Linked DNA regions of Homo sapiens: region 2 is linked to region 1. Evidence: chromatin loops called from intact Hi-C (ENCODE). Cell type or tissue: dorsolateral prefrontal cortex. All regions are shown on one strand. Links, peaks and the distances in the headings refer to the core of each region. The heading gives the core; the rest is flanking DNA. Region 1 holds the start of LOC105370765 (a long non-coding RNA gene). Region 2 has its middle 18 kb from the start of NANOGP8.

Region 1 (10,964 bases), core at 1,626-9,625:
ATTTCAAGTATCTTTGCTGTGGGATCAGAAAGGAAGGTGTGGGGGATCTAATTAAACCAAGAAATTTGCCTTCCTGGATTCCAGATGTCAGGGAAGTAGCCCAAGATAATTATCTTCCAATTCCAAATTGTTGACCCAAATTGCTCCAAACTGACTTGAGTGCTCCTGGCCATAAAGCTAGAGGTGTGGGAAGAAGGAGGAAGCTCCTTTGGTTTCAGGTAAATGAGTGGAGTTGACCTAGCTAAGTGGCTTCCTTCTCAGTCCAGGGAGCGGGAGGCAGACAGTTACATTCATAGAATGTCTTAGCTGAGGACAAAGAGCTGCTGGATTCACCCTTAGGGGATTTACTGTTGTCCTAGAGAAGGCCATCACTAAGTAAAAACACTGAATTCTTTGGAATTTAAATTTTTCCAGTGTCCTCATAGCACCTTGTATACATTTCAATTACATCATCATAGTGAACTTCAATCATTCACCGGTTTTCCTTCCCAATGAATAATAAAGGCAGTGACTATAAATTATTTATCTTTACAGAACAAGGATAGAATCTGATATATTACCTGCACTCAAGAAATGTGTGACAAATGAATGCATGGGAGAATCCAGAGAGGAACATGACATGTTCCATACTTCTTTCTTATCCTATTCTTTCCTTTTGGTGATGGTGACTTAGAGATGGAATCATTACATTATCAGTGTAGTAGAGTTGGTAAGCCCTCAAGTGCCCTGTGCTTAATTTGAATTCTGATTTTTAATACTTTTTAGTTATGTGATTTTGAACAAGAATTAAATCTCTTCATCTGTAAAATCAGAATAATGCTTATTTTATTTGGATGTTGCGAGGATTAAATAACATACAGTTCTTGACACCTATAAGTTACATTATTAGTAATATCACTGCCATCAAAGTGAGAATATGTCCAGCTTGCTGCTGTTGAGCCTCGGTGAGAGGGAGAAATCATTTACAGCATCAAGTAAGAGTGCCTGATTTATTGTCTTGGATCATGCTAAAGAATGGACTAACCCCCAGTTATTGTGCATCCCCTGGGTGATTCGATTTACCACGTAGAAATACGTGTCTTCCCTATTCTAATTTCCTTTAGAGAAATAAAATCTGATTATTTAGTCAAGGAAATTCCTTCTTTCTTCTGGGTGGCCAAGGTGTGTGTGTGTAGGAGGGAGGTGGGTAGAGCCTGATATGAACCATGTTTCAGTGTCCAGCAATCCTGGGGGCACTGAGGAAGAGTGTGAGTGCATAAATATGGGATGCTGACATTCTGAGCAAGCCAGAGAATGCACCTAGATTCCCAGTGTGGGCTAGAAACACAAGGGAAAGGAGGCACTGATTAACAGAAAGTTCTTGAAGAAGTCTGACATTGGAAGGGTAGACTTTCCAATGGAGTGAATATGGAGGACGCCTGGAGAGGAGAAAACATCTTAGCCTAGAATCTTTGCACACAGTAGCAGAATGGTAGTCTGCTAAATAGTAGAGGTAATAAGTGCCCATAAAACCAATATAAGGTAAGAAAAAAATATTTCTAGAAACATTAGACGATCTCTAGAGTCTAAATTTCCCTGGGTAAATGTAGTTATTTCATATTTACTAGGTTTCTTTTCATCAAAAAGAAACATTTACTTGAGTCTATATTACCTCTTTTTTACTTAGTTTATTTGCATTTATAACTCTTCTAAAATAAATTGGTAACCTGGAAACACACAGGTACCATTTTTTTTCTTGCCACCGGCCAGTTCTAAATTATCAATAAATAAAAGAACTTCTCATACCCAGACCTTGATTTGAAAGATACCCTGAAGATTTACAATATGCTAAACCAGGGAAAAACTTGGGAGTAATCAGTACAATACATTTTGCTCTCCATCATAATCAGTTTTTCAGCCTCCATGTCGATAAAACTTTTTCTCCTTTTTCACAATGGTTTACAACTTAAATAATTTAATACAACAGTTGTTATATTTTTATTGCAAGCTTATAAAACCGGTACTATAAGTCTTTTCTATGCAATATATTACCAAAAAGTGACAGTGGAGAAGGGGAACTGATGATTACTAAAACTGTAATTCAATCTTCAAGTTCTGAAGATGTCATAAAAACGTCTTCTGCTTTACTTGCATATGGCAGATACTATCAGGATGCCTCAAATGAACTCTCTCTGGATATTCAATCTCTCCTTAGGCATTATTTCCTATACAATAAAAAAGGGATTTCACAATGCAAATGCAACTGTGATTCAAGCCCAATAGTTCTTTTTGTCAAATAGGATTTTCTTTTATGAAGTTTCATCTTAGAATTAATTTTGATATCAATGCCTGTCAAGCTGTGGAAATTGAGCTGAACCAAGTGAGCCTATTCCTCTTTGCGCTGACTTGTAGGAAGTGGTAATTAGAAAAAATGCAGAGATTTTGTACTGTGCTAAAGAAAATTTAACTCATCATGCTACATACTGTCAATCTTGTCGAAAGTATAGAAGTGGTACATAGCAATATTCTATAAATGCCTATTTTATCATATATTTTTTAAATCCCCTCTTTACTACTTTTCATCTTACATTAGTTGCATGAAAATTATTTTCTAATTCTGACCAATTGCTGCTATGATCTGAAAGGTCTGTGAAATTAAATAACAGATTCCGATAGTGTTTATGATTAACAATGTTCCACAAAGCTTAGGACACTAGCATGGAAGAAAACGTATTTCATTAGATAAAGAGGATGGCTAGTTATTTGTACATTCTTGCCAACTGTTCTCACTCAGTGGTCTCATCACATGTGTACTGACTTCAGTCTAAAACAAAGAGGCATCAAATTCCCCAAATCTCTTCTTTGAATGTCCAACATACAATTAATCTAATGATGTTGCAAATAAAATTAAAGAACTCTTATCTTTGTATTAACAGAGTCACTTTGCCTTCTGTATCAATGCTGTAAAGCAATACTTTACAAAATCCTTTAAAAATCTTCCTAGGATGAGAATAAATTAGTTTTTATAGGGAGGTGGAGGAATCGAACTTTCATAATATGGCTGCCTGGAGAGCAACACATACAGTTGGAAGGTAAAATTTTCCATTTATCCCCCAGCCTGAGAGAGTGCAGGTGGTGCTCTGTGGGTTTCTGCACTTTGTCTCCCAGCCAATGCAGCCCTGGCCGACTCCACAAGGGGTGAAAGGTCACAGACGCTATGTGAGTGGTGTGTAATTCTCACCACAACAGAGGCTGCTAATCACATAACATTAGGGTGAATTATGATAATTATAAAAAGCTGAACAGAGAGATTCAACAATAACAACAGCACGACCACAGCTGTGATGGTAGTGATGAAAAGGTGGTGCTTTCACGGCCCATGGTAATGGGTTTGATTGAGATTCTGGCAACCTTTGGTGAAAGACACTTTGCCCCTTGCAGGTTAGCTTTTTCTAAACCACCTCTATAATAAGTAGAGTAAAAATAACCCATTCAAACAGTTTCTAGTGTTGGAAGGAGCTCAAAACATTATCCTGTAGCATGCTGAAGTCCTATTCGTCTACAGAGTAAGAATTTATTTCAGAGTCACTGCTTTCCAGCAGGTCTCAACTTGTACAGCTGTTGGCTTCTGAGCCTTACATGAAATTTTAATTTTTCTGATCCCATTTTACTCTTCTACATATGTAACCCCCTGTAATGGATTTTATTTGCCCTAGGAAAATTTGGAGAACAATAAAGAAGAGCCTATTCTTAGGAGTTTTCAAATTCAGGAAAAACTGATGGCAAATTTTGAAATAGGAAAAAGTCAGGCAATGGGTATGAAGTGCAATAAAGAAACTAACTGATAGAGTTAGTCCCTACTGATTAGATAGTTTGCTTTTCACATTTTGGGGGCAAAGAAAACATCATAGCCTTTTGTTGCTCACCAAGTTGAAATGCCTTGCAACATTAGTTGTTTTACTGAATCAAGAGAGGCAGAGATATTTAGAAGCCACGAATTGCAAGGGGAAGTTGGGCCACCATTACCCCCAAAGTTTAGCGCTAGGGCTGGCTTCTAAGTAGCACTTACTAACCGCACTCCTTGAATATACAGAAGATGCAGTATGTTTAAAATAAAAACACAGGGCTTCAGCCGTATTTATGTATTTATTTATTTGAGACACAGTCTCGCTCTGCCGCCCAGGTGTCACGATCTCGGCTCACTGCAACCTGTGCCTCCTGCGTTCAAGCGAGCACCTCCAGATAATTTTTGTATTTTTAGTAGAGATGGGGTTACACCATTTTGGCCAGGCTGGTCTCGAACTCCTGACTTCAAATGATCCACCCACCTCAGCCTCCCAAAGTGCTGGGATTACAGGCGTGAGCCACCACACCCGGCCATATTTATAAGCTAATGGTAGCACACCAAATCTTACTAGGAAGTGAAAAAGTAGTCCTGGTTGACAGATAAATGAAATGATACATATACTCTATGCAAATAATGCCATAAAGCAAATAGTCTCATATGTTCTAGGTAAGGCATCTGGGTAGTTTTTAAAGACTTTTTTTCTTCTTAAAATATGATGATCCAATGTAGTGCTAATGAAGGTGGTAAAATCCACTACAAAATCTGAGTCATGAAGAAAAAGTTCAAAACTCTTTGACACAGTTCAGTAGAAGAGGCACCAAGTGCCTTTAAAATATCATGTTATCAAGCCCAGCTGCTATGAGGTTGGATAATTCCAAACCAGGGTCTAGGCAATTTATCCCAGTTGCATACTAGTAGCCCACCTATTCTGGCTGATTTGATATTAGCTTGGAAAGGCAGTTTTGGGCTAAATAGTGCTGGGGCTTACAGTAAGTTCATTTTAAACTTTCAGCTGACATGAAAACATTTATACTGAGAAGTTACATAACTACATAGGCAAATGGCTACTTAAATGCATGCATCTTTATTTGATTCCTGAACCACAAGAGGTAATGATGATGATAACCATAATAATGACAAAAACTAACAGTATTTAATATCTACAGGCGTTGTATTAGGTGTATTGACTGCATTATCTCATTCTCACAACATCCAGAGGCCGCCTTTTGTTTTATTACGCCTATTTTACATATGAATAAATTGAGGCTGAGAGAAGTGAAAAAACTGGGCTTTCTGAATTGGGTGAAAATTTGGGCTCTACTGAGTATCAGAAACATTCTGGGATAACAAATGGAATCATCCTGCTCTGCTGTGATTATTGGCTCTTAGCAGCAGTGCAGCTTTAGGAATCAATACAGTGCACGAGTTCTATAAATGTGCCTCTTAATAAGTTAATAAAACAGAGATATTCTCATTGCCTCTCCATCAAAGTTTCAGGGGAAAAATGAGAATATTAAATGCAGTAGGATAGGGAAGATCTGCTCCATTTGCTCTGCAATGATAATCTTTTACAAAAGAGGATTTTTATTATTAATTCTTTGCCTTCTGGGGATATTATAATTTTCTAGAATGTAGAACTGCCTTAAGCACAGTAATTTGCTGAGCTAGACTGAATCTCAAAATGTTTCAAATGAGCTGATAAACAATTGCATAATTAGCCATTAGTAGATCAAGTCTGTATGTTACTGATAGCCAGATAAACAAACCAATGGGTAGGCAAATTGTAGATATAGTTTTAAAAACTAAGAGCCTGTGTTTTATTTTTACACGCTTTGTAACTTGTTCTTTAAAGAATTAAAAACCACATTTCATTTGCCCTTTAAAAAAAGAAATTTAGGAGATTATTCTATCAAATAAATCCTTAGAGACTTAATCATTAAATACATACTGCCATGTATGAATAATGAAGGATTTGTGTGGTGAATGCAACTCATGCTCTAAAAATGACTAGATGGTGGGATTTTTCTTTTCAATTAAAACTGGCCTCAAATCTATTGCTTGCATGGGTAATGCTCTTTCATCCTCCTTTTGAGTTTTGGTTTAAGTCCAAAGTATGAAATACATTTGGCCTTGATTATGAAAATAAAAGGTTTTGCATGTTCAAATAAGAAAAGGAAAATACAGTCAGTTTTTAGGCTTAAACGCTCATACCTTATTCAAGTGGCTGGCATCCAGTCCAAAATGTATCCATGTTACAATTCAACCTCTCTTTCTTCTCATTTTTCAAGAACTTCTCACTGGATCATAAAACACCTGGGCTGGAATTTGTCATGCAGAGTTACAAGCTAGGTGTAGGATTTTTGTTTATTTGTTTTAATATTAAAATCAACTCAGCAGTTTTGAGGACCCAATAAAGAAAAGAGGAAGATTTAATTTAAACAAGGTTATACTTTATGTTCTGAACTCAGAGGTCACAAAGCCAGACAGATAAATGTACCAGCAGAAAGAAAAGCAGCAGCAATTTTCCTGAAGATTTACAAATTAGAGAATTCATATTTTATCTTAAATGGCTTAGGTGTCCTCCTGTTTGGGGGGCAGACCAGGTATAATTTCTTGAGATTCTTTGCAGATCAATTATTCTAATTTTTGTCTATTAGTATTTCAGATGTCAGAGCATAGTAAAATGCTAATTTGAAACTGTGCAATGGGCACAAGACGATGTGTGAGCCTAGCTAGGGAATGGATTTGTCACTACATTTAAAAAACTATTTTGACCTTTGACAATTTTAACAGCCTCTAAAATTTGTATACCCTTCTTATGCTTCCCATTATCACTGATCCTCCATTTGATGCCAACTAATAGCCTTATGTAAAATTTTACTGTTGTTGGGCTCAAGTTCTGCTATTATTACAATGATTATTTATCCACAATCTGATTTCTATTTTAGTCTCAGCCTTAATTTATTACAGACCTTGAGTCCCTGTTACTGTTTTTATATTTACATTTATTCAACTAGCCCTTTCATTTTATAAATTGGCATTCATTGTATTTGCATATTTGCATAGTTGCACAAATAGACCATTTATATCCTCTACGTTAGAGGCATAAGGTCATCTAGGTTCTCAATCCAACAAGGAGTGCCAATTTCTTTGTCCAAAAGTGTGCCGGCTGAATTCAGTTCATGATGAAAAAACAAGACCTTTGATTCATAAGGTATCAGCAATAATTGCTTTGGTGTTTTTTGAAGGCACTGGAAACATTTTCAACTATTTTATAATGTTCTGACTTTGTCAGGAACATTTTGCCTTCATGTATTTGATAGGTAATCTTATCTGTATATTTTGTATCCTTTTGTTCTAAACTCATAAAAATGACACCAGTATTCTACAACATCCAAGATACCTCATTAGGATTTTATTAATGAACCTTTTAAAGGCAATCCCTCCCTAAAAGGGAAATTACATTTGGTTCAGAATAAATGAACTCACACAATTAAAGATCTGAGTTGATTTAAGGCTACGCAGCTGAGAAACTTAAGCAGATTTCAAATTTGGAGGAATATACCGTCATGGCCCCAGATAAGAATATTATTCCTAATTTGATTATACTTTCACAACATGCAATGCTATATTTTCAGAATTAGGTAAATACAGAAATATGGGTCATTACTGGGTTTCAGTTTTATGCATAAATAAAATGTTAGGGAAAAAGTTTCACTGAATTTTATTTTAATCCTTTGTCACCTCATCTCTCTGACATTATAAATCCCACTGACATTATAAAGCAAACCACAGTTTTGCTATTAATGAGACATACAAAACAGCTTGTCTGGCATTTGATTCCTATAAAAACTTTGAGGTCAAAAGTTATTTCTCACTAATGCATAACTGTAATGGACATTGAATACTTGGGCTAGGCTTTTGATCTGGAAGGATTTTGAAAAATCTTTTTTATAATGGACAATGTTTGTATTTTTATATTAAAAGACTCATAAAACCAAATGAAAACACAATTGACAGTACTATAATCAAAGGAGGAAAAAAGACCTCCAACCATTTAAGTAAGTTGTTTCCTTACAAATGTAGATGGAAAAATACTGCAAAATAAACTACCAAAATCAAAAGTTAACAGACCATGATCATAACTGTCATTTATTTCTGACTTGTATGAGGAAATAAGTAAAAAGTACAGGCAAAGGAAAATGCGAACCCAAATTTTGATGAACAAATTTCACAGTAGATAATTCTTCTGCTTTTGGATTTTTGCCATCAAAATATAGTTAATAATTAAGAATCAGAGGGCATAAATCACCAAGAAAAATCAATGGACAGCTTCCAGAGAGAAAGAGAAGAGCACATATGGCTACAGATATCCAGGACTGGAAACAACGGAACTTTTGCAAGATATTTACTCCACCAAATAAGTTATTTTTTAAATTTATTATTTATTTATTTAGTTTTTGAGACGGAGTCTCTTGCTCTGTCACCTAGGCTGGAGTGCAATGGCGCGATCTCGGCTCATTGCAACCTCTGCCTCCTGGGTTCAAGTGATTCTCCTGTCTCAGCCTCCCAAGTAGCTGGTATTGCAGGCGCAAGCTGCCATGCCCGGTTAATTTTTTTTTTTTTTTGTATTTTAGTAGAGACGGGGTTTCACCATGTTGCCTAGGGTGGTCTTGAACTCCTGAGCTCAGGCAATCCACCCACCTCAGCCTCTCAAAGTGCTAGGATTTTATAGGCGTGAGCCACCATGCCTGGCTGCGAATAAGTTATTAAACAGTGTGTGTGAATTGTTTTAATTATTTTACTAAAACCAGCAGTGAGGATAATGATTACTTGCATTTAAGCTTTGCTGCATTAATCCTGTAAAAATATTCATGTTGAAGTATGGTGGTTCCATAAAAAATTAAACAGAATTATCATATGATCTAGCAGTCCGACTTCTGAGTATATAAACAAAAATAACTGAAAGTAGAGACTTCAACAGATATTTATTTATTTATTTTTTTGAAATCAACAAGTATTTATTGAGTGCCTATTATGTGCTAGATATTGAGACACATCAGAGAACAAAACCAAGAGCCCTGCCCTTGTGGGGTTTACAGTCTAGCACTTAGTGCCAGTTTACCTGCAGGCTACCTGGAGCCCGGGTCAAGTCACTGCCCCTCTGTTCCTCGGTCTGCAGCTGCCCAATGGGAGAATAAGCAGACGTGGCTCAAACGTGGATCACGTGCCTGGTGTACTGCAGATGTCAAACTGGATTCCCCACAACCCACCGCCCAGACAGTAGATAGGGCTGGAAGTTGATTTTTAATGATAAAGTACAATGGAGGGAGGGCAGAGGGGCTAAGCCAACTGTCTGGGGAGCTGTGGTGGTGATGGGCTGGCTACACAAACTGCTGCTACTGCTGCTGCTTCTTGGTGGCCGCCTTGCTGGCGAGGTCCTTGGCCTTCTCTGTAGCTGCCAGGGCCGTCTCCTTTGCCTTCTCCTTGGCTTCCCTGGCTGTCTTAATAAGTGTTTTGGAAGCAGCCTCGCCTTGCAGCTTCGCCAAGATATATTCAAAACCCTTCAAAGTCTTGGTCACGTTGCTTTTGAACTGGGCAAGACCAAATTCCCAGACAGCTCTGGAGACACCGCATAAGCTAGAGGAGACCCACGCTTCCCGGCGGATTTCGGTCCAGCCACTGTTGTCAGAGTTCACACAGTAAACACATCGTTCCTCCACCACCATCGGCCGGGCGTGGTTGATGTTCCAGGTGAAGGTGGTCATGGTCTGATTCTGTGGGTCCACAACAGAGTCCTCCAATATGTATGTACACCGAGTGAGCCACATTGGCAGGAAACAGTCGCTCGGCCCAGCGGGGCATCCTGTCGGTCTTGGTCATGAGTCGCCGGGACAGCAGTTTCTGGTCAGGGGTCACCTCCCGGTGTACTATGTCTTCCGTCAAGATACGTTTGCCACAGGGATTCGGGTACCGCTGCCAAAAGGCGGCGAACACTTGGTCCCAGGAACTGCGGAGCACGCCCTGGCCCAGTAAATACTTCACCATCGTCCCGGCCGGAGCGGGCTCAGCACCCGCTCAGCATCAGGGGTGTGGAGCCTGGGAGGCACGCGGGGGCCGGGCCGGGGCTCGGCGCGCACCCGCCGCCAGGCTCGTAGCTCAGTCACCACCGCACCGCGCCCAAACAGCTGCCGCTGCCGCCGCCATGAGTTCAGATATTTATTTTTTTTTTCTGGTCAGGAGACTGGATTCAAATGAACAGATATTTGTGCATCAATAGTAAGATTATTCACAATGGCCAAAAGATAGAAGTGACCCAAATGTTCATTGGCAGATGAATGGATAATCAAAATGTGGTACATACACACAATGGAATATCATTCAGCCTTAAAAAGGAATAAAATTCTAATTCATGCAATAATAACCTTAAAGACATTATGCTAAATAAAATATACGCCACACAAAATGAGGAATATTGTATGATTCCACTTATATGAGGTATGTAGAGTTGCCAAATTCATAGAGACAGCGTGTGGAATAGTGGTTATCAGGAGCTGAGGGGAGGGGAGGACTTGGAGTTATTGTTTAGTGGGTACAGAGTTTCAGTTTGGGATGATGAAAAAGTTCTGGAGATGGATAGCAGTGATGGCTGCACAACAACATGAGTGCACTTAATGCCAGTGAATTATACACTTAAAAATGACTACAGTTGGCCGGGTGCGGTGGCTCACACCTGTAATCCCAGCACTTTTGGAGGCCGAGGTGGGCGGATCACGAGGTCAGGAGTTTAGAGACCAGCCTGGCCAACATGGTGAAACCCCGTCTCTACTACAAATACAAAAAAAATTAGCCAGGCGTGGTGGCGGGTGCCTGTAATCCCAGCTACTCGGGAGGCTGAGGCAGAAGAATCGCTTGAAACTGGAAGGCAGAGGTTGCAGTGAGCTGAGATCATGCCACTGCACTCCAGCCTGGGCAATAAGAGCAAAACTCCGTCTCAAAAGAAAAAAAAAAAAAAGACTAAAGTTGGCGGGGTGTGGTGGCTCACGTCTGTAATCCCAGCACTTTGGGAGGCCGAGGTGGGCAGATCATGAGGTCAGGAGATCGAAACCATCCTGGCTAACACAGTGAAACCCCGTCT
Region 2 (10,964 bases), core at 1,939-9,938, 50 kb before region 1:
TTGTTTTGCTGAGTGAGGTAAAGGGAAGGAGGATATAATTTTGGAGCAAGGAGAGAACTAAATTGTTTTGCATTAGAAAAGAGATATGGGGGAGGAGAAAGGCTAGAGGGGTTTTCAACCTTAATTTCCCATTAGAATCTCCTGGGGAGTTTTTAAAACTAGGAAACCTGAGTTTCACTTTCAGCAATTCAGATTCTATTAGTCTGGATGGGCCCCACCTGGGTATTTTTGAGAACCAGTGGTAAGCAGAGAGGAGGACTTGGTGGTTGGTGTTTTCTAGTGAAACTGCTGTGCCATATAACATCTGTCTTTCTAGAATATGCCTCAGAAATCTAGACTAATCATTAACACTTTGGAAATTTGATTTCTTTCTTTCTTTTTTTTTTTTTTTTTAAATGGAGTGAAGTATCATGTTTGGCCTCAAAGTGGCTGTGGAGGGCAGAGTGTGCTCATGGTCTTGGTGGTACTGGGGCAAAACATATTTTACAGCTGCAAAGAAGCAAAGGGCAGAGAAGTTTCAGAAGCTCACAAGTGAATGTATTAGCAGTCTTGTATGTTTTATTGCTTCTATCAAATAAAAAAATCTTTTGAGGTACAGAAGGTTTTTTCTTGGTGGCATACAAGTATAGCACTCACATTCTAAACAAGGCATTCTAAATAAAATGAAATAAAATAAAACACAGCAAAGCCAACATCAACAGAAGATTACCCTTTCTCTTTGACTCATACTTTGTCTTAGACATTATATGATTCAAGGGATGAATGCGTGGTTTGTAAATTTCCCAGACCTTTGTTTCTCTGGACTTGAGATATGTCACTGCCCTTCTGCAGAAAGTGGAGATGTAGTGACAAGCAATGGAAGAAAAAAGGATTCCTAGACTAGTATAAGACAGCCCTCCTCTACTCCCATTGGTCTTATAGGTGAGGGATCCTTCAGCTTTTTTTTGTGTGTGTGTATGTGTGTGACGGAGTTTCTCTCTCGTTGCCCAGGCTGGAGTGCAATGGCGTGATCTCTGCCCACCGCGACCTCTGTCTGCTGGGTTCAAGTGATTCTCCTGCCTCAGCCTCCCGAGTAGCTGGGACCGCAGCCTGGCTAATTTTTTGTATTTTTATTAGAGACAGGGTTTCACCATGTTGGTCAGGTTGGTCTCGAACTCCTGACCTCAGGTGATCCACCCGCCTTAGCCTCCCAAAGTGCTAGGATTACAGACGTGAGCCACCGTGCCCCACTGATCCTTCAGCTTTTTTTTTTTAATTAATTTTTTTTTTGAGATGGAGTTTCTCTCTTGTTGTCCAGGCCGGAGTGCAATGGCGCAATCTAGGCTCACTGCAATCTCCACCTCCTGGGTTCAAGCAATTCTCCTGCCTCAGCCTCCCAAGTGGTTGGGATTACAGGCATGCACCACCACGCCTGGCTAATTTTTTGTATTTAGTAGAGATGAGCTTTCACCAGGTTGGTCAGGCTGGTCTGGAACTCCTGACCTCGTGATCCACCCGCCTCAGTCTCCCAAAGTTCTGGGATTACAGGCGTGAGCCACCGCACCTGGCCATCTTTCAGCTTTTAAAGATAAAGAGGCCAGGCCATGAAGGGTAAGTCAGTTCATTCTGCCATCCACCTGGAATGCTGACAAAGTATTGTTAGTAGGGCAAGTTGAAAACTTTAAATACAGTGGTGATTGATCTCAATCAATTTTTGGTGTTTTGTTAGATGCTTGATAAATATACTAATGGAGGATAATGGCACATCCATTCATTAAAAATATTATTTAGGCCGGGCGCGGTGGCTCATGCCTGTAATCCCAGCTACTCAGGAGGCTGAGGCAGGAGAATTGCTGAACCTGGGAGGCAGAGGTTGCAGTGAGCCAAGATCGCCGCACTGCACTCCAGCCTGGGCGACAGAGCGAGACTCTGTCTCAAAAAATAAAATTAAGTTAAATTAAATATATATATATAATTTATACAATACTTTTTCTATGCCAGGCACTGAATTAACCACTGAAGAGAAAATAGTTCTCACCCTTCTGGTCTATTTGATTGTTCCCAGGCTTCATTCCTTAAGAAAATACTCAGTTGCATTTTTCAGAACAAACCATTTACGACTGAGTTTGGTCTGTTACTTAAGAACTGATATAGAGATGCTGATCTAGAGGAATAGTTGCGTTCAAGACCCTTCCCCCTCCCTGCCGCCCTCTTCTCTCCCCTCATTTGTCCAGGAATATATCACTTCACTGAGTATCCAAAATAAAGCTAAGGTTTTCCTGTTTGAAGTACTGAATCTAGGGTTCATAATAGAATTTTTTATCTTGAAGAAGAGTTTAAGTCATAATCAGTTCTCTTAACAGTCAAAACAAAATTAAAATCACCCCATAGGGTTACCAAAGTTCATACTAATAATATTATAGAATGTAAAATTTGTATTAGTCACATTACTGCTCTTACTTATGGCTTATTATGATATATGTAAATTAAAAAAAAAAGAAAAACAGATTCTACCACTTAAAGCAAAGGAATAGTAACAAATCAAACCAAGGCATATCCAGAAAATCCAACGTACGAATTCCTAGGCTCCACAACTAATGCTGAGCCAAAGAGGCCAACGACATAACTCAACATGCTGCAGAGGTAGTCATGTTGATCTCTGGGAAGGGTCCATGGGTGTGTGTGCCAGGAGGGGAGGACCTGAGGTTACAGAGAACAGCAATTATGGTCCTCTATTGAAGCAAACAGAATCCAGGTCCGCTTTTCCAACGTCAACCTATCAACTTAAGGCGGATTTGTCTCCTGTCCTTTTTTCAAGAACATTGCCTAAGATGGTGGCTTGTTTATTTATGTCTTAGATTTATGGATTGACTTTCCTCCAGAAGGCCTCTCTGCTAAAATGTAAACATGTTTTAGATGTCTTCTTCCTGTCGTTGTCACCCAGCTCAAAAGAGAGAGTAAGAGAGCCGTGTGCTCCTGCTGTGCAATAATAATTGAGTGTTTGCAAACAACCCCATTTGACACATGCATTTATTCTTACATATTAGAACATCTTTTTTTTTTTTTTTGGAGAGGAAAGATTGACAACAATTTTCAGTTAGACATAATGTGGTCTTATTCCGTATTGTCTTTTTCGGTTTGCTCCCTACTCAGCCTGGGGGTAGATTATTTTCCTTTCCCATCACCTGTGTTTCTTCCTGAGCCTTTCCAGCTTTTCATCTGGGCTGCTTTTCATTTCTTTAAACAACTCGCAAATTCAGCCTTCTCTGGTCACAATTTTGAAGTCACAATCTAAATGTTTTTTTCAGCTCAGTAAGCTTTCTTCACTTAAATAATAAAATAAAATAAAAGAGGATTAACAGGCACTGGGAAGACAGTGCTGTATCTTGGCAAGAAAGATCAGGCTTTTCTCAACAGTATCATGAAATTCGGAAAGGAAAAGACACTACAGAACTGGCCAATTTTTCGGTGGCTCACGCCTGTAATCCCAACACTTTGGGAGGCCGAGGTGGGCGCATCATGAAGTCAGGAGTTGGAGATCAGCCTGACCAACATTGTGAAACTCCATCTCTACTAAAAAAATACAAAAATTAGCCAGGCGTGGTGGTGCACGCCTGTAATCCCAGCTACTCAGGAGGCTAAGGCAGGAGAATCGCTTGAACCCGGGAGGCAGAGGTTGCAGTGAGCTGAGATTGCACCACTGCACTCCAGCCTGGGTGACAGAGTGAGACTCTCTCTCAGGAAAAAATAAATAAATAAATAAAATAAAAGTACTGGCCAATTTTTTTTAATATTGATAATAAGATGGCTAAGGCTATTCTAATTATGTGTGTGTATCTATGCATGGTTGCAAGTCCAGAGACAGCCAGTGGTAAGGGGCCCTATATGGCAGTGACAGGATTTTTTCCTACCCTGTGGAAATTGCAGCAAGTAGGACTCTTCCTCTATGACAATTTCCTACTCCTCTTTACAGAGGTCAGACTTAGACTTCTAGAATATTCTGTTGTTGGGTCACCCAGCCACAGATGAAACAGTATGGTTAAGTGTGCTCATGACTGGGAGAGAATCGGTCACTACACTACCTTATGATGAACTCCTGTTCATTACTAGTTCAGCGTGAGATTCTAGGGTGATGGGAAACTCCAGCATGGAGCCACCTGCCTTGTGAAAATGTCACATATTACTGAGCCTAGATTGGAATTCTGGGCCATCCAGGCTCTGCAAGCCTTTTGGCACAGAGCCTTTTATGGCTCTCCCGGCAGGAGATACATTCAGGCTGAATCTGAAAGTGGGCAAAATTGGCAGAAGATAGAACAAATAGAGTCGGTAGAAGCTGATTTTTAATGAAAGGGTTATTGGGTCTCTGGAGTGTATTTTCTCTTCATATCCCTAGGACCTAGCATAGTGCCTGCATGTAATAGATACTTAAGAACTGTTGTCTGGGCTGGGCGCGGTGGCTCACGCTTATAATCCCAGCACTTTGGGAGGCCGAGGTGGGCAGATCATGAGGTCAGGAGTTCGAGACCAGCCTGGCCAACACAGTGAAACCCCGTCTCTACTAAAAATACAAAAATTAGCTGGGCGTGGTGGTGGGTGCCTGTAGTCCCAGCTACTTGGGAGGCTGAGGCAGGAGAATCGCTTGAACCCAGGAGGTGGAGGTTGCAGTGAGCTGAGATTTTGCCACTGCACTCCAGCCTGGGCAACAGAGCTAGACTCCGTCTCAAAAAAAAAAAAAAAAAAAAAAAAAAGAACGGTTGTCTGAATGATTAAATGAATTTGAATGAATGTATTAAATGGCATTCTCAATTAAGACAGGTGGCTTGAATGCCTCATTGTACAAAGATGGTCTTTAGAGAATCCTAAGCCTCACTTATCCATCCATCCATTTAAGAAATATTACTGAGCATCTCCTATGTGTTCCTTAGCACTTTCTCTGACATTATCTGCTTCATTTAGACTTCTTACCCCCACCCAGCTGGGTCCTAGAATGTAAGCTCCTTGAGGGTAGTGAGCTTCCTGTCCTTATTGCTATGTCTTTAGCACTTAGACCAGAGCTTTAGGAACGGGGAGAAGTCCTCAAAATGCGATAGATTGAATTTTCTGCCAGCTAGTATTGTCTGACTTGCCAATGGCTCCAAATTGTTCCCTGTATTAAAACCCACTGGTGGCTGGGGGAGGTGGCTCTTGTGTTGGGCTTGAGATCTTCACCTGTCAAGGACCACTTGCTCATCTACTGATCAGCCTCTGCTGTTATTCCAGACCATGTCCCATGGCCACCTTGCATCTTTCCCCATCTCATTTGATGAGAGCTGATATACAAACTCCGGAGTTTTTCCATATTTTCTAAAAGTTCAGTTTTTTAAGTGTAGTGTTTGGTATTCCTTTGTTTTGGCCATTTCTGTTCTCATTGTATTTCATACAATTCAAAAAATGCTGGAGGTTAAAAGTGCAACTTTCCTCCAGTAGGAAAATGTTTAATGCCTTTGGCAAAACTGTTTTTTCTCTGTGCTGCTGAGATAGGATGGGTCTCATAAATCTCCCAGAGTTCAGGCTAGAGAAGAGTAACTCCTAGACTACAGACTGCCTGCAAGAATTGCCCCAGCTTCCTGGAGCGTCCTTTATTCTGCATTTGCTTCTTGAGTCCCTATTCTGAAATCTACTTTCTGTTACAGACGGGAAGAAGCCAAGAGGAAGAAAGATATTTGCATAGAACTCCACAGTTTACAAAGCCTTTTCACATGTTATCTTTTAAAAATCCTTGCCATTAAACTGTGAAATGTGTGCTATCTCCGTTTAGAGATGAGGAAATAGAGGCTTAGAGAGGTTAAATAACACGCTAACAAGGAATGAAAGTGTCATTTCAACCCAAATCTCCCAAATATGAACCTTACATGTTTTTCTACTCCCAAACGATGTCACAAATGAGCCTCTTAAGTTTGCTAGATTTTTGTTTCCTGGTTACTTCTCTGTGGATGTTACGGTTCCCCAAACTTGCCCTCTCCTCTATGTGTTTACTGTCACTTATATTCATCCCTATTCACATCTCAGCTCACACAAGATAGTGGAAGACAGTGGTAAGAGTGGGATCTGGAGTCACACTGCCTGAGTCTAAATCTTGGTCCTGCCATTTACTCTCTGTCAGACCTTGAACGGTTTGTTTTTTTTTTTTTGAGATGGAGTCTAGCTCTGTCGCCCAGCCTGCAGTGCAGTGGCGTGATCTCGGCTCACTGCAACCTCTGCCTCCCGGGTTCAAGTGATTCTCCTGCCTCAGCCTCCCTAGTAGCTGGGACTACAGGCGTGTGCCACCGTGCCCAGCTAATTTTTGTATTTTTAGTAGAGACGGGGTTTCACAATGTTGGCCAGGATGGTCTCAATCTCCTGACCTCATCATCCGCCCACCTCGGCCTCCCAAAGTGCTGGGATTATAGGCGTGAGCCACAGTGCCCAGCTGGATGGTTGTTTAACCTCTTAGTTCTTAGTTATTCCATCTGTATGACGGGATAATTACAATGCTTATTTTCAAGGGCTGGCAAAGAAAGAATACAAATATCTAATTGCTTAAAGAGTATTCCATTTGCTGTGATTCCCTCCCGATTTTGCACATCACCCATTTCCCCTGTTTCTCAAAAATCGCCTTTTGATCATCGTGGGAATTCCAACCAACCACCCCTACCAGAGAGAGGAAAATGAAAGGAGAAAAAAGAGAGGAGAAAAAAGGGAAAATCATGGAGCAAATGGGTAGAAGTGTCAGATGTAGAGAAAACGTTAAGACAGCCAGCTGAATTGAAAGAAGAAGGAATATTAAAATAAATGTACAAATGTTGTTCTGTGGAAGGTTGAGGAGAAGAGAGGAGAGAAATAGCTAAAAATGGCACTGCCTGTCCTGGCAGACATGTCCTGGCTCAGAAGGATCTGCTGTGAATCCAGGAACTAGCAGAGGAGCGTGGAACCCAACTCAGCAACTCTGCGGGAGCAGAGGAAATGATGAGAAGAGCTGGCTTGGGCAGGAAGGAGGAAGGATGACAGGAATTGTCTCTGTAGAAATCCAAGTGGCAGTTGGGATGTATTTGCGTTTTAAGAAATTATTTTTTTTTTAAAAAAAAGGACAACAAGCTTTTTATACACTCTTTTGCTTAGCAACAAGAGCCACCAAAGGCATGTGTTCAGTCAAAATGTCAGTTGCTCAGCTCATTAAAATATTAAGTGAAACACTGACGACAATTACACAGCATTGAGCCTTTTTGTCTGCCAAAGCGTGCCTTCCAATGCACAACAAAGTGGGTCAAAAGTTTGTTTTGTTATTTTATCATTTCTTTTTATCTTAGATTTTTGATGGAGTTTCTTTTCAGTAGGTGAAATGGTTGCCAAGTTTGGCAGGGATAATTTGAGGACGGGGCACTTCAATAACTCAGACATCTATTTCTGGATGGCCAAGGAAAAGAAAGACTCCCCTGAATTTCTTTCTGTCATAGAAATTCACTCACTCAACAAATATTTTCTAAGCTTCTGCTGTGTGCTAGACCTTGTGCTAGATGTTGGGAATAAAGTTGTGAGCAAGACAAATACATACCATGTTCTCATGATGAGATTCTTGGGTCCTACTCAAATTTGTTTACCTAGACAACAACTCATGTTCAAAATCTCTCTTCCAATCACGTAAAATGAACACCTCCTAAGATTTCCCTTGCCAGGCTCTGCTATGAGAAATGAACATTGATTACCAGGGGATGTGGATAGATTATGAGGTGTCCATAGCAAAGAACAGCTATGAAAGTAATCTCCCTATGGGCCCTTGTACCTGGAATATATAAAAGCATACACTTTGAAATATAAAGCCTTAACCCACAGGACTAAATTCCTGCTCGGGGGATTTCAAGCATACACACACACATTTATTTACGTGGCTCTCCCAGTGGCATACCTGTATTTTGATGGTTATAATGTAAGTAGAGCGAGCATTTATTGAATGTTTACCAAGTACCAAGAATTGTGCTAAGCACTTTTTTTTTTTTTTTTTTTTTGAGACAGAGTCCTGCCTGTTGCCCAAGCTGGAGTGCAGTAGTGTGATCTCAGCTCACTGCAGCCTCTGCCTCCCAGGTTCAAGCAATTCTCTGGCCTCAGCCTCCTGTGTAGCTGGGACTACAGGCATGCACCACCACGCCTGGCTAATTTTGTATTTTTAGTAGAGATGGGGTTTCACCATGTTGGCCAGGATGGTCTCCACCTCCTGACTTCGTGATCCACCTGCCTTGGCCTCCCAAAGTATTGGGATTACAGGCATGAGCCACTGCGCCTGGCTGTGCTAAGCATTTTAAATGAAGAAACTCGTGGCCGGGCTTGGTGGCTCACACCTGTAATCCTAGCACTTTGGGAGGCTGAGGCGGGTGGATTGCCTGAGCTCAGGAGTTCATGACCAGCCTGGGCAACACGGTGAAACCCCGTCTCTACTAAAATAAAAAAACTTAGCTGGGTGTGGTGGTGGGTGCCTGTAATCTCAGTTATCCTGGAGGGTGAGACAGGAGAATCGCTTGAACCTGGGAGGCGGAGGTTGCAGTGAGCCCAGATCACGCCACTGCACTCCAGCCTGGGCGACAGAGTGAGACTCCATCTCAATAAACAAACAAACAAACAAACAAACTCATTTAATCTTTAAATCGTATAAGGTTTGAAGACCTGTAATAGATCTGAGATTTTGCTCTATTTCCAAGCTTCTGGATGCTGGCAGAAGACAGTAGACTTCTGGGTCAGAGGCAAAGGACATTATTACTCATGGCTCAGCCAGCAGCATGAGCATGAGTACATTTGTACAGCTCCCCTGGCCTGAAGTTTCAAGGGGTGCCAGCAAATGGTGGATTGTGCTCTAGGAGAAGAACTCTAAGCTTAAAAAACCTGAATCTTTTATAATGGGCAGTAAGCAGACTGCCCTTTGCTCTGGAGGGAGACATTATTTCTATATTTCTTTTTTTTTTTTTTTTTGAGACGGAGTGTCGCTCTGTTGCCCAGGCTGGAGTGCAGGGGTGCGATCTCGGCTTACTCCAAGCTCCGCCCCCTGGGTTCAAGCGAGTCTCAGGCCTCAGCCTCCCGGGTAGCTGGGATTACAGGCGCACGGCACCATGCCTGGCTAATTTACAGGGTTTCGCCTTGTTGGCCAGACTGGTCTCAAACTCCTGACCTCAGGTCATCCGCCGGCCTCGGCCTCCCAAAGTGCGGGGATTACAGGCGTGAGCCACTTCACCTACCTACAGCTTTCATTTTCAAAACTTCCTTCAATTATGCAATCTGCAGTTACTCAACTTTTTGGTAAACCATACAAGAAGTGCAAAAATGATATATTCATTTCCCTGAGGAAAATTTTGACAATAATTACACATTTGTTTAACCAAGTCAAAGACACTGAGTTGAAAAACTGCCGATTTTGTTATTTTTTACTAGAACTATAACATAGGCTTAGTATATACCGTCACAATTCTACTTTAAATAAGTAGAATTTACATGTTAGCATGCTGAGCAGTTTTTAGACCACTTTGGGCTCACAAAGAGTGACATGGATTTTTTTTTCTCTTTTTATTACAATTTTTTTTTTTTGAGACATAGTCTTGCTCTGTCGTCTAGGCTGGAGTGCAGTGGCGCGATCTCGGCTCATTGCAAGCTCCACCTCCTGGGTTCACGCCATTCTCCTGCCTCAGCCTCCCGAGTAGCTGGGATACAGGCGCCCGCCACCACGACCAGCTAATTTTTTGTACGTTTTTTTTTAGTAGAGACGGAGTTTCACGGTGTTAGCCAGGATGGTCCTGATCACCTGACCTCGTGATCCGCCCGCCTCGGCCTCCCAAAGTGCTGGGATTACAGGCGTGTGAGCCACCGCGCCCGGCCTTTATTACAATTTTTATTGAGATAATTTTGATATGCAGTTGTAAGAAACAATACAAAAAGGTCCCTTGTACACTTTGCCCAGTATCCTCCAATGCTACCATTTTGCTAAACTATGGTATATTGCAACTAAGATATTGACATCAATACAATCCACTGACATTATTTGTATTTCAACAATTTTACTTTTATTCGTTTGTGTTTGTATTAAGCTCTACACAATTTTATCACCCATGTAGATTCGTGTATCAACCAATACGATCAAGATATTGAACAGTTCTTGCCCTTTTATAACCACACCTACTTTCCTCCGGATCCCCCATCCCAATACGACCCGTGGCAACCACTAATCTGCTGTGTATCTCTGTAAGTTTGTCATTTTATGTAAATGGAATCTATAGCCTGTAATCTTTTGGAATGGGCTTTCTTTTTCACCCAGCAAAATTCCCTGGACATACATCCAACTTGTGTGTATCAATTGTTTCCTCCTTTTGATTACAGAGTAGTATTTCATGGTATGTATGCGCCACAGTTTATTTAACCATTCACCTGTTGAAGGACATTGATGCTGATTACTTTTTTTGCTGTTACAAATACAGCCACTAGGAGCATTCATGTTTTTGTGTGACTGTGTTTTCTTTTCTCTGGCATAAATGTCCAGGAGTGCAATTGCTGGGTTAGATTTTAGTTGCATATTTTCATTAGTGTTTACATGTACTGTAAGTGTGGGAGTATGTGTGAGAAATATCATAAAATTTTATCCCATGTGTAGATTAAAAACTTTTTAAAAATATAATATCAACTTTTATTTTAGATTTAAGGGGTATGTGTGCAGGTTTGTTACATGAGTTTATTACATGACACTGAGGTTTGAGGTATGAAAGACCCCATCACCCAGGATCTTTAACTTCTACTCTTATTACTTCCACTGCCTATTGGGTACTGAGCATAGTACCCAATAGGTAGTGTTTCAGCCCCTGTCCTCCTTCCTCTCTCCTGCTTCTAGTAGTCCCCAGTGTCTGTTTTTCTCTCTCTTCTTTTTTTTGACACGGAGTTTCGCTCTTGTTGCCCAGGCTGGAGTTCAATGGCATGATCTTAGCTCACTGCAATCTCTG

What was found. Peaks named below come from ENCODE experiments on the same cell type or tissue, not always from the same donor. Only the 100,000 strongest peaks of a DNase experiment are listed, where the experiment ranks them.
Region 2: it touches region 1 in a loop (6-fold over the local background); 2 of 110 quality-filtered maps call a loop at or near these places.

The regions. Positions count from the first base shown.
Region 1 is chr15:35,112,211-35,123,174 of GRCh38, forward strand. LOC105370765 (a long non-coding RNA gene) reads right to left here and starts at 4,146. Exons shown (of 2, transcript XR_932103.4): 1 at 1-4,146. It also overlaps the pseudogene PRELID1P4. In dorsolateral prefrontal cortex, for the core only: no CTCF peak of the experiment used is centred there; no DNase peak of the experiment used is centred there.
Region 2 is chr15:35,062,137-35,073,100 of GRCh38, forward strand. No RefSeq gene overlaps it. Among named protein-coding and RNA genes, the nearest start is that of NANOGP8, 18 kb to the right of the region's middle. In dorsolateral prefrontal cortex, for the core only: no CTCF peak of the experiment used is centred there; no DNase peak of the experiment used is centred there.